Regions from separate parts of the Homo sapiens genome. Here region 1 is linked to region 2. The links are chromatin contacts, found by Hi-C or POLR2A ChIA-PET in ENCODE. All regions are on one chromosome and are shown on one strand. The core of a region is the stretch at or near the end of the contact, and the rest is flanking DNA. Distances in the headings are between cores, read along the strand shown. Region 1 overlaps LOC105376993 (a long non-coding RNA gene). Region 2 has its middle 95 kb from the start of UBE2E1.

Evidence for each region. A loop is a pair of places that touch in the nucleus more often than their neighbours do. ChIA-PET counts read pairs that join two places held with the same protein, here RNA polymerase II (POLR2A). Pooled maps may share reads with other maps.
Region 1: a loop to region 2 is called in a pooled map, with 2.3 times the contacts of the local background. The contact joins two enhancer-like sites. A Hi-C loop is called at or near these places in 2 of 168 maps with a recorded cell type or tissue (endothelial cell of hepatic sinusoid and posterior vena cava), 23 of 37 single-sample maps with no recorded cell type and 6 of 50 pooled maps. POLR2A ChIA-PET finds 5 or more read pairs at or near these places in 4 of 52 experiments (BJ, MCF 10A, OCI-LY7 and 1 more).

What each region holds. Positions count from the first base shown.
Region 1 is chr3:23,650,030-23,656,292 of GRCh38, reverse strand. It overlaps LOC105376993 (a long non-coding RNA gene), which reads right to left. Exons shown (of 3, transcript XR_940651.3): 3 at 1,309-1,625. Among named protein-coding and RNA genes, the nearest start is that of UBE2E1, 150 kb to the left of the region's middle. RefSeq lists a silencer at 1,365-1,548. Within about 2 kb of position 2,557, at least 3 of the 41 ENCODE cell types and tissues checked have a DNase peak (open chromatin) inside an H3K27ac peak, as active enhancers do.
Region 2 is chr3:23,708,133-23,714,519 of GRCh38, reverse strand. No RefSeq gene overlaps it. Among named protein-coding and RNA genes, the nearest start is that of UBE2E1, 95 kb to the left of the region's middle. Within about 2 kb of position 1,536, at least 7 of the 41 ENCODE cell types and tissues checked have a DNase peak (open chromatin) inside an H3K27ac peak, as active enhancers do.

The DNA of each region.
Region 1 (6,263 bases), core at 1,308-3,807, 59 kb after region 2:
CTGTTTCCACCCAGCGCTTCTACCAGCTCAGTCATGGCCCGCACTCCCCCACCTAAGGGGAAGAGAGAAACCGGAAATTTGCACATGGCCCTGCCTATGTGCAAAGGGGCTGAGACGTGTATTTTCCATCTTCCCAGGAAGAAGTAATGGGACGCAGGGTTAGGTGAACGCATAGCATTGCCCCTGCTATATAAGGGTAATCATGAGTTTAGGGAGAACACATAATTTCAAATCACATCCAAGTGGTCTAAAAATGTGCTACTTGTGTACATGGGAACTTTAAGATACTGAAAACAACCATCAGCAGGTGAATGACTTGATAAACAGATTGTGGTATGTCCATACAATGGAATATTGCTTGGTAATAAGAAGGAATGAACTGCTGATACATGCAACAGCAAGGGCAAATCTCAAGGTAATTATGCTGAGTAAAAGAAGCCAAATGAAAAGGAGTCATACTGCATGATTCCATTTGTGTAAAATACTAGAAAATGCAAACGAATCCATAGTGACAAAAGTAGATCAATGCTTTCCTAGAAACAGGGATGGAAGAAGGGATGGATTACAAAAGGGCACCAGGAAACTTTTGGGGGTAATGAAAATGCTATCCTGCCAACCGTGGTGGCTCACACTTGTAATCCCAGCACTTTGGGAAGCCGAGGCGGGTGGATCACCTGAGGTCAGGAGTTCGAGACCAGCCTGACCAACATGGTGAAACCCCATCTCTACTAAATACAAAAAATTAGCTGGGTGTGGTGGCAGGCACCTGTAATTCCAGCTACTTGGGAGGCTGAGGCAGGAGAATTGCTTGAACCTGGGAGGTGGAATTTGCAGTGAGCCAAGATTGCGCCATTGCACTCCAGCCTGGGCAACAAGAGCAAAACTCCATCTCAAAAAAAAGAAAATGCTATCTTGATGTGGGAGTGATTTCATAGGGGTATGCACACACCGAAACTGACCAACTTTTACATGGAAATATGTGCAGCTTATCTACTTCAATAATAGCTCAATAAAGTTGAAAAAAATAAGATAGTGATTTGAAATATTATTCATTATTTGCCCCTGGAGAGTGTACTGGTCTCTTTTGGTATTTATTTGTATTTATTTTTCTTTCACTTTCTTTCTTCCCCCTCCCCAACCAACCCCCCGTGTTGTCCAAGGTGATCTTGAACTCCTAACCTCAAGCAATTCTCTTGCCTCAGCCTCCCAAAGTTCTAGGATTACAAGTGTAAGCCATCATGCCTGGCCTTATCTGTATTTAAAAGTAATAAAATAGAATTTCATTCATAAATTGAGTCTGTTGCCATCTCCATGCTCTCTCCTGTTTATTCCCGATTCATGGCAAAAAGACTGTTGCCCAGGGCTTTGCAATGAAGAGAAAAATCAGCTTCAAATCCAAGCTCACAACTTACTAGCTCTTTGGCCTTGGGCAATTTATTGAACTTTTCTGAGAACTGTCTGCAAGTGTGTGTCAAGTCCCTTCAGGCAGCTTGCCACAGAGCAGGTGCTCAAACCGTTGTTATCTGCCCCAGGTGTCTTGCTACCTTCCTGCCACACCATTTGGAACTTCATATTAGGGTTGCTTCTCTGGTTTTGAAATTGGTCATCTTCTCTGGTTTCCAGGCCTTGTATTAAATGCAAACAAAATTTAAGGGCTTGCCAAAAACAAAAACAAACAAACAAACAAAACTCAGTAATTAAAAAATATAGCATCGTAATCCAATCAAAATTGATATTTAAAAAATTCCACAATGAACAAGATAACAGACATTTAATAAAGGTAGCCTTAGTCCTGTCCCAAATTCCTTTTCAAACCCTTCCCCCAATTCTGCCAATTCCTCTTGATTCCAATTCCTTCATGCCTTGCTCTCAAAGAATTACTTGAAAGTCATAAGATATAACTCACGTAGTCCAGGCACATGTTGCCACGTGGCTATTTTTTATTTTTGTAGACATGAGGTCTTCCTATGTTGCCCAGGCTGGTCTTGAACTCCTGGCCTCCAGCGATCATCATGCTTCGGCCTCCCAAAGTGCTAAGATTACAGACATGAGCCACCATGCTGGGCCTATTCTTTCTTAAATGTACCTTAGCTCACATTTAGTTTAAGGTTTAAAATTAGAAGTGTTTTGATCTTTATTTAGAAGTTTAATGTTTTTGTGATCAGAAACGTGCCAAGGGAACTTAACTCTTGTTTGTATCAGTTAGCCTTCAGTAAAATTGATCTGTCCTATGTCGTTCCGCTTAAAGTTGCAGTTTCCAAAGACCTATTGACAGTGTCAACTGAGGACTTACCCTCCAATGAAGACAAGAGGGAGGTCAGCTTTCTCAGGAAGCAGCCCTGGTGGCTCATTTGGCTTTTTCCACTTACCTTTCTGCTTCTCCCCTCCTTTAAAGACAGCATTTGTAACCTCCTTTGCATAACTGAATCTTCTAGAGTTTACAGACCCATAAAAGAAAGCAGACAACAGGGAACCGTGTGAAATGAAGCTGCTTAGGAAAGTCACTGTGAGCTTTGGAGGTGGAGGACTTGGTGGATTAGAAACTGAAACTGAACGTTTGAAATTATAAATAACACTCAGGTGCTTGCTTTTTATTTTAAGAAACTTGAACATTTTCATTGCTGGGGGAAAAGGTCAGTGAGGTTTTCCTTGGCCCTCTTCTTTCTACACATCTTGAAAAGTAATCTCTGAAGTAGGACTTCTAGTTAAATCCCTATAGATTTATTTTTCCCCATCAAGGGACGGTGTTCTAAAAACTTAGCAACAATAAGCAAAATTTCTTTGGGCAGAAGTAAAAATTCTAGACACACAAGCAGTATCATACAAACACAGATGGAGAAATTTAATAAATGAGAGTATCTTAAAGATTGGTTCCATTGTATTAGATAGAAATTTTAAGATACTTAAGTTTGGGTTTTAATTCCTAATCTCTGGACAAGTTGCAAATTTTAATTTTAATTTTAATTATTAGATTTTTTAAAATTATACTTTAAGTTCTAGGTTACATGTGCACAACGTGCGGGTTTGTTACATATGTATACATGTGCCATGTTGGTGTGCTGCACCCGTTAACTCACCATTTACATTAGGTGTATCTCCTAGTGCTATCCCTCCTCCCTCTCCCCACCCCACTACAGGCCCCAGTGTGTGATGTTCCCCACCCCGTGTCCAAGTGTTCTCATTGTTCAATTCCCACCTATGAGTGAGAACATGCGGTGTTTGGTTTTCTGTCCTTGCAATAGTTTGCTCAGAATGATGGTTTCCAGCTTCATCCATGTCCCTACAAAGGACATGAACTCATCATTTTTTATGGCTGCATAATATTCCATGGTGTATATGTGCCACATTTTCTTAATCCAGTCCATCCCTGATGGACATTTGGGTTGGTTCCAAGTCTTTGCTATTGTGAATAGTGCCGCAATAAACATACGTGTGCATGTGTCTTTATAGCAGCAGGATTTATAATCCTCTGGGTATATGCCCAGTAATGGGATTGCTGGGTCAAATGGTATTTCTAGTTCTAGATCCTTGAGGAATCGCCACACTGACTTCCACAATGGTTGAACTAGTTTACAGTCCCACCAACAGTGTAAAAGCATTCCTATTTCTTCACATCCTCTCCAGCATCTGTTGTTTCCTGACTTTTTAATGATCGCCATTCTAACTGGTGTGAGATGGTATCTCATTGTGGTTTTGATTTGCATTTCTCTGATGGCCAGTGACGATGAGCATTTTTTCATGTGTCTGTTGGCTGCATAAATGTCTTCTTTTGAGAAGTGTCTTTTCATATACTTCACCCACTTTTTGATGGGGTTGTTTGATTTTTTCTTGTAAATTTGTTTAAGTTCTTTGTAGATTCTGGATTGGATATTAGACCTTTTTCAGATGGGTAGATTGCAAAAATTTTCTCCCATTCTGTAGGTTGCCTGTTCACTCTGATGGTAGTTTCTTTTGCTGTGCAGAAGCTCTTTAGTTTAATTAGACCCCATTTGTCAATTTTGGCTTCTGTTGCCATTGCTTTTGGTGTTTTAGTCATGAAGTCCTTGCCCGTCCCTATGTCCTGAATGGTATTGCCTAGGTTTTCTTCTAGGGTTTTTATGGTTTTAGGTCTAACACTTAAGTCTTTAATCCATCTTGAATTAATTTTTGTATAAGATGTAAGTTTCAGCTTTCTCCATATGGCTAGCCAGTTTTCCCAGCACCATTTATTAAATAGGGAATCCTTTCCCTATTGCTTGTTTTTGTTAGGTTTGTCAAAGATCAGATGGTTGTAGATGTGTGGTATTATTTCTGGGGACTCTATTCTGTTCCATTGGTCTATATCTCTGTTTTGGTACCAGTACCATGCTGTTTTGGTTACTGTAGGCTTGTAGGATAGTTTGAAGTCAGGCAGTGTGATGCCTCCAGATTTGTTCTTTTGGCTTAGGATTGTCTGGGCAATGTGGGCTCTTTTTTGGTTCCATATGAACTTTAAAGTAGTTTTTTCCAGTTCTGTGAAGAAAGTCATTGGTAGCTTGATAGTGACGGTATTGAATCTTATATTACCTTGGGCAGTATGGCCATTTTCATGATATTGATTCTTCCTATCCATGAGTATGGAATGTTCTTCCATTTGTTTGTGTCCTCTTTTATTTTGTTGAGCAGTGGTTTGTAGTTCTCCTTGAAGAGGTTCTTCATATCCCTTGTAAGTTGGATTCCTAGGTATTTTATTCTCTTTGAAGCAACTGTGAATGGGAGTTCACTCATGATTTGGCTCTCTGTTTGTCTGTTATTGGTGTATAGGAAGGCTTGTGATTTTTGCACATTGATTTTGTATCCTGAGACTTTGCTGAAGTTGCTTATCAGCTTAAGGAGATTTTTTTTTTTTTTGTAGAGATGGGGTCTCGCTATGTTGCCCAGGCTAGTCTTGAAGTTCTGGGCTCAAGTGATCCTCCCAGCCTCCCACAGTCCTGGGATTACAGGTGTGAGCCAGTGCTCCAGCTAACATTTATTTTAAAAACAAAATCAGCATGTTTTTTCTCCAGGAGAGGGCCACATGCAGAAGCTGCCCTTCCCCTAAGCAGTGGTGCCCCTAGGGCTTGTCAATGCCGGTGGAGGGACAGCAGGCAAAATGGCCTAGCCCGACAGGGAGGGGTTGGGGAGGACAGACTCAGAACACTCTGGAGAAAACGGAAGCTTGCAGAGTGGTGATGTGGAGACGCCAGGCTTCTCTTACTGCCTGGTCCCCAGCCCACCCTACATCAACTCATAGGAAGCACAAGATGGTTTGTGAATCACTGAAGGGTCATGAGTAACTAGAGGGTATTGCTTCAAAGGAGAAAAGTATTTAAACAGGATGCTTCATATGACTGTTCCCAGAGTGCAAAGGAAAAAGGAAAAACATCAAACTCTTCAGCAAGGTTCCCACACGGGTAGGGGCTGGTTTATGGCTTTGTTTTGCTGTCTTGAGTTCACCCTTGTTTTCATCTCTTTATTTGTCCAGTGTGCAAAATCTTCACACTTCCACCTCCTTAGGAAGGGAGGCAAACCTCGCCCACCCCTTCAGCAGTTGGTCTTGCTTCAACCTGGCAGGCACAGAACAAGTAACCTTCAGCAATCCTTTCCCCGCAGTCTGAATTAGTTGGTGTGGAACACTCCAGGGAGGGCTTTGGCACCTCAGGTCACATGTGTGTTTTCTCTGTTAAGTAGGTCAGTCATGCCTCTTTATTCTTTCTGGATTTCATTGCATGGCTCAGCTGTGAGCAAGATCTACATCATCATATAAATCTAAATAATACATGTTGACTCAACCAAAAACTATGATGCAACTATATTGGGAAGATAGAAGAGGAAGTTTGCATGTGAGTGGTGGGGGTTGGGGGTCAGGAGCAGCACCAGGGAAAGGAAGGAGAGGTGAAGCCATGCTCAATCCTCATTTTCTGTGATAGGAAGAAATTGGATTATACCTAAAACTGAAAAATCAAGAAATAACAGTATCAACACATTATTGAGAAATTTAAGTATAAACACCAGAAGAAATGGCCAGAAGACTTGCAAGGGGTTGCCTCTGGAGAGGAAGATGTAAAGACAGGGAGACCATAGGTAGAGACTGCTGTTTTTCATTATTAGCTTTGTAGTGGTATTTAACTCTTAGAGCTAAACAAATGTGTGATTTTGAAATAAAATAAAATAAAATAAGGCAAAAAACAAAGTCATCCCCCGCCTGAAGGTCATCTTTCAGCTACATAAAACCTTGAAGTTACCCCTTGTCTCTCTCCTGGGTT
Region 2 (6,387 bases), core at 287-2,786:
TGCCACATTTAGTCAGAAGTCAGAGGTGATCTTCACCATTTGGAAATCCTCCTTGGCTGCTAGAGACCATGGCCACAGACACTCCATTTTTTGAAGGTTGGTTGTGTAGCCAAACAGTGTTTGAAGGGCCCAGCAGACCCCAGAACTTCTGTATGCCCTTAGTGCTGCAGTGCATGTGGTGGCTTGGGGAAGGTAGAGGAAGGAGAGGTCTCAGCCCTTTGAAGAGGAGCTCAATTATAAGTAAATCTGTAAACTGTAAACCTCACTACAGCCCTATTTTCTGGATAAGGAAACAGTGGTTCAGAGAGATGATGTGACTTTTCAAAGGTCTCATATCTGGTTGATGGCAAAGTGCGGTGAGACCCTAGGCTTGCCTGGCTTTCCACAGTGGTCTTTTCCCAGTGTGAGAGATTATTTGGTTCCATTCTCTACCTCTCCTTGTATCCCACCCTTTACAGTTTTGTGTCCTGATTTTGCATTTGACCCTGTGACTTGGTTGGGCTAATGGAATGTTCGCTTGTGTGATGTCGCCAAAGGTTTGAAAAGTGCTTGTGCATTGGGTCTGCCTCTGCTGCACTACAGGTCTCGGAAGAGGAAGGGAGACACATAGAGCAGATATGCCCAAGCCCAACCAGCCCATATTACCAGCCGACTTCCAGCCAACCCACAAATCCCCAAGAATAAGTAATTATTGTTTTAAGGCAGTGAATTTTGGGGTGGTTGGTTACACAGCATTTTTGTGGAAATAGCTGATATACCATGTCATAGAAACTCCTGCCATCAAGATAAATTAACAGATGACTGATGATGGGGAGTAATAAAAAGGTCCAGCATCTGCCTGGCTGGAATTGCTAGATTTAGTAAATAAAAATACAGAACCCAGATCAATTTACATTTTAGATAAACATCAACTGATTTCTTAGCATAAGTATGTCTCATGTAATCTTTGGGAAGTACTTCAAAAATTATTGTTTCTTTGCATGACACATTTCACTGGGCATACTGTTTTTTATCTGGCAACCTCATTCTGACAGATTTGTAAGAGTCAAACTACACAGAAAGCACCTGTGCATAAAAGTGGGCCTGGGCTAGAAAAGATGAGATATTAAAACAAGTCATTTTCTCTGCTCTGCACTAGGCAGTAAATGTATTTATAGGGCAGGCTTAATTTAGGTCTCTCAGGTAGCTTCTTATAGAGGGACTGAGTCAGAGAAAACCTGCCTGAAACATAAGAATGGGCCGGTGACTGGGAGAAGTTCCTTTCAGCTTTATTATTCAACCACACTAAAATCAGGGATCCATCAGGGAGGCTCTGACTTGCCTGCTTTCAGCAGCCTGTGGCTCTATAGAGAGCATCCTTCTAAACAATCTGAAACCTACATCCCTTTAGCTTGGATCCAAGAAGTGTTTCCCCAGGCTATTGCGCCATCTGTCTCCCAGGTGCCTGCAAGGGAAATGTTCTGTGGGGGTTGGGGAGAGAAGGGCTGCAGCCCTGGGCTCTGGAAGCGACTAAGAACTGTTTGTCAAGAGGTCAGTCCTGCTCGCCAGTGGCCAGTGAAACCAAGAGGCTGGATGAAACCTGAGTAAACCAAACACTGCAAGAGGTCAGAATGCTCAAACAGCCACGATGTGGGAACTCAGTTTATCCTCTGCCTCATCCCTCTCTTTAACAGTTTCCGGCAAGCCACTGTTTCTGGCTTTGCACAGCCTAATTGGCCATTTTCATGAGTAGTCGCCAACACAATCCAGGAGGAAATTCCACGCTGTCAGCCAGCAGCACAGATTGTTGCAGGAAAAATGACATAACTCATCCTCTGGGCAAACTTGCAAATGATTACAAATTTCCCCATCTCTCCTCGACTCACACAGCTGGCTGGAGAAGGGTGTAAATTTTTCCATGGAGATAGGAGACTTTTCCTCCGTGTAATTTCTTGTGATCAAACAAATCTCTATGGCTATTAATTTGCTTTCATTTCTGGTTTCATTCCCCCTGACATTCAAATAGAACCTATGTAGACTCTGCTCGTGGACACTTCCCGGGACTCGGATACCAAGCGAGACTCCTATGATGGCCTTGGTACAATGTTAGGTTCCCAAAAGGGACGATGGCCAGCTAAAATTCTGCACCTCTAGATAAATGACACCATGAAAACCAAACAGGCACAATGTGGTCATTGGTGCAGATCAGCTTTGGCATAAACCACAGCTCGCTCATCTGAGGACCAAGGTTGACTAATTCTGCCCCTGACAGTACTCTGTTTTCTCCTGACCCAGGCTCTCACTCAGATGTTGCTTGTAGATTTCATAGACTCTTCCACTTGGATTCAACTGAGTGAATAATTATTGAGCCCCATACCATGCTCATCTTACCGAGTGAGGCTCCAGGGGAATACAATAATTAATAATGCACTGGATCTAGCTTCAGGAAGCTTGCTGTTTAGAAGGAAAGGAGATCTACAAATCGCTATTATGTGAGAAGAGACCGATAAAGGACTAGCATGGAAGTAGCGGCAGTTGGAGGAGGGATTTGGAGAGATGCTGCTTGGCAGCAGAGGCCTGGGGATGTCTCATGGAGGAGGCAACGTTTGAGCTGGACCATACAGGGCTTCAGTGATGGCCCCTGGGAGGCCAGGAAAATGTAGGCACCAGGACAAGCAAAGTTGTAGAGTGAGAATCACCCCAAAGAATAGGGCTTGTAGGGAGAGAGAAGTCAGGTTTTAGTGTGAGACGAGAAGCTGAGCCTCCACTTCCTTGGAGGAGAAATCAGACTTTGTGTTCCTAACAAAGTCCCAAGATGCTGAGGGATCTTCCTCCTATAGTGCACAGTTCAATGCTTGCATCTTCCCCTCTCCTTTACAAGGCCAGATTCTAAAATATTTTACCCTGGTGGCTTAAAGGATTAATCTAATGCATATCAATGTTAAGTTATAATAATAATTTCTTAGGCTATTTCTTTAGAAGACCTCAAATAGCTCTGAGCTCCAGCTTCTCTGTGGATAAAGAGAAAGTAAATGCCCCCTGTTGCAAAAACTTCTGGAGCAGTGGGAAACCAACCTGTCAACTGAAATTGATTTATTCATTCAACTGCAATGACCCGACCCATTTAACACATCCCCTGAGAGGGAGCAGTTTTCTTCATTCAACCCATAGGATCAAGCTGATTACCATATAATAGTGTTACATCTTCATGAGTAAGTCAGGGTAGAAATTGCCATCCCCACTTAATAAATGGAGAAAATTAAACACAACTCTCACTATCACACAAGAGAGATACTTGCCCATAATATGTTCACCAGATCATCCTAACACATAGTTTCCTTAGGTATAGGATGAATCCCAGACTTCCTTTGCACCTCTATGTGTGTATTTCCCTTAACAAGAAAGCCAGATGCTATAGCACTTCTTTATCATCATAGGGAAAGAGAAATCTAGTTTTGCCCTTTCTTCCCCCACTTATTTTGAAATACCTGGTAGTCTCTGTTTTCTTCTCTATATGGCAGTTCCTTCCAACCTTTCTTGCTCTTGTTTAGAATAATTCCTTGTCAGTTCTTTCCGTGTCTACAGCCTGCAGGCTGAAGAAGAGCTCAGAGTTCCGACAAGCTAAGTTTGATTCTGTGACAAGCTGGCTCTGGGCATTAGGTCCACGAGGAAATGACATGTGCAGCAGTGTCAGCCTCCAAAACTTCCACCTGGCCTTGATCACCCCAGGTCTCCAGACACTTGTGCGTATTCAGCTTGGGATGCAACCCAGCTGCTGGCTTCTGAGGCATCTCAGTAACTATGGAGACAGGAATATAAACATCAGTGAGTAGGGCAGGAAGCAGGCGGCCAGTCTTAGGAGTTAAAGCATTGACGGGATTCATTCGGCATTGTGATGTGTTGCAAATGATGAAAGCAGAACTACTAGGTCTTTCTTATAACAAATGGGACGACTGTAGTTTTACGGCGAGACTCCTCAGTTATGTCTCCATTTTCATCCAGCTGCTTAGTTATTCGCTTATTTATTCCACAAATACGTACCGAGGTGTTACTATGTGCTAGGTACTGTTTAGGGACCAGAGACAGAGGTGAATAAGGCAAATCTCTGACCTCAGAGAACTTACACTCGAGTAGGGTGACCAGAACTGCCCTGGTTTGCCTGGAACTGAAGGGAGTCTCAGCACATGGGAGTTAAAACTGGAAAAGTTTTGGGCAAATTGGGACAAATTGGTCACCTGCTGGGGAGACAACAGTTAATAAGTACATAAATAAATGCAATAACTTCAAACAGTGATAAGCTCAATGAAGGAAGTAACACTGAGTGAGGTGCTACCGAGCAGCTGGAGGTGGGAGGAGGGGGCAGGGTTTGGTTGATAGCTGGGTAAAGAGGAGGTGACTGAACTGAAGCCTGAGGGGCCCTGGAGGAGCATTGCAGGTTGAAGGAACAGGGACAAACTTGACAAGCTCGAGGTAAAGAAGGAAGGCCAGTCAAGCTGGAGTGCAATGAGAAGAGAGGAGAGGAAGTCAGGGCCTGGGCAGGCCATGTCTTTTAGGTGTGGTAAGGATTTGGGGATCCTGTAACTATTAATCCCGCAAACTCACACATACTGTGGCCCAGTGTTCTCCCAGGGCTTTACATATGCTGACTCTTTTCATCTTCACAATAAAGGCAGGCTGGTATCACTATCCTCGTCTTGTTACAGGTGAAGAAACTGAGGCACAGGAGGAGAACTCTCCCACATCCAAATAGCATCAGTGGCAGAAAGCCAGGCTTCCAGCTCAGGTGGTCTGGCCCCGAGTCTGCCCCCTTAACTGATTCCCCACACAGCCTGGGTTTCAGACAGAAGGGAACCAGGATCTGATTTGTATATGAGCCAGACCCTAGCTGTGTCCTCCCTCTTTGTCTCACCTGCTCCTGACCTATCAGATCCCAGCACCTTGTGGACTGTGTGAAAGTCTCTGATTATCGGTGGGCTATGCCACGTGGATATTTTCTTTTCTTTTCTTTTTATTTTTTAATACGAAGTCTCGCTCTGTCGTCCAGGCTGGAGTGCAGTGATGCAATCTCGGCTCACTGCAACCTCTGCCTCCTGGGATCAAGCAATTCTCTGCCTCAGCCTCCCGAATAGCTGGGATTACAAGCGCCCACCACCACGCCTGGCTAATTTTTGTATTTTTAGTAGAGACGGGGTTTCACCATCTTGGCCAGGCTGGTCTTGAACTCCTGACCTTGTGATCTGCCCGCCTCGGCCTCCCAAAGCACTGGGATTACAGGCGTGAGCCACCGTGCCTGGCCACCACTTGGATATTTTCATGATGGGATTCAAATGGAAGAAATCAGGGAGGTAAAAATATTACGGCATATGGCTTTTTTAACTTCCACTTTGCTTCTTTATAACCACCCTCAATATGTTATTCTTGCGTCTTGTTCAATATAGAAAACAACATAACCATCCAACTGCAAAGGCTGTTTTATCAGCAACCAAATTACTTTATCAGGTATGGTTAACAATGGGTTTTCTTTCCTCTACCATTTCTGATAAAATGTTTGCACAGCATTATGTGAGGAAATATAGAGCTACAGCAATAAAAAATGAACAGGGATAATTTGTGTGTTGGCATTTCCACAAGAGAATGTCAAATATTTCATACCCCGGGGATATTAAGCCTTTCTACCCTTACTGCTACTTTCTTTTAAAAAATGCTTTATGTTCATTTTATTATTAATCTTGAATGGCACATATATATTATATATACTCTTTTTATATGATATGTTTCTCAAACAATATTTTAAAGTCTGTCATAAAAATAAATATGTCTTGAGCATTGAAAATGATACCATGTCAGGTAAACTAACAGGCAGTTGCAACTGAGAGGGAACATTCTTTCTAAAGATTATTCTGCCCTCATTTTAGGTAGTAGCCCATATTTTCCAGAATTCCTTGCAAAGATCTACATAGGGAGTGTGTTGCTTTTTGTAGAACACGGTGATTAATCAATGTAGACCCATTTCTTCTCATTATTCTTACAATTCTTCATACAGAAACTTTCCAGGTGGTAGATATGGATAATCAGATCCCAAATTTAACTAGAAGTTATCACATTTTAAGAGTACTTACAAATCACAAATTGTGAAATGAGTTGAAAAATAATCTATAGGCATCATTTGAATTTTAGGGCTTTTTTATTCTTAAGAAATAACCTTTAAATTAAACCACAATAAATATTGAATTAATTATTAATTAATTTTTAATTTTTTTTTTTGAGATGGAGCCTCACTCTGTCACCCAGGCTGGAGTGCAGTGGCATGATCTCGGCTCACTGGAGCCTCTGCCCCCCAGGTTCGAGTGATTCTCCTGCCTCAGCCTCCTGAGTAGCTGGAATAATAGGCATGCACAACCACTTTCA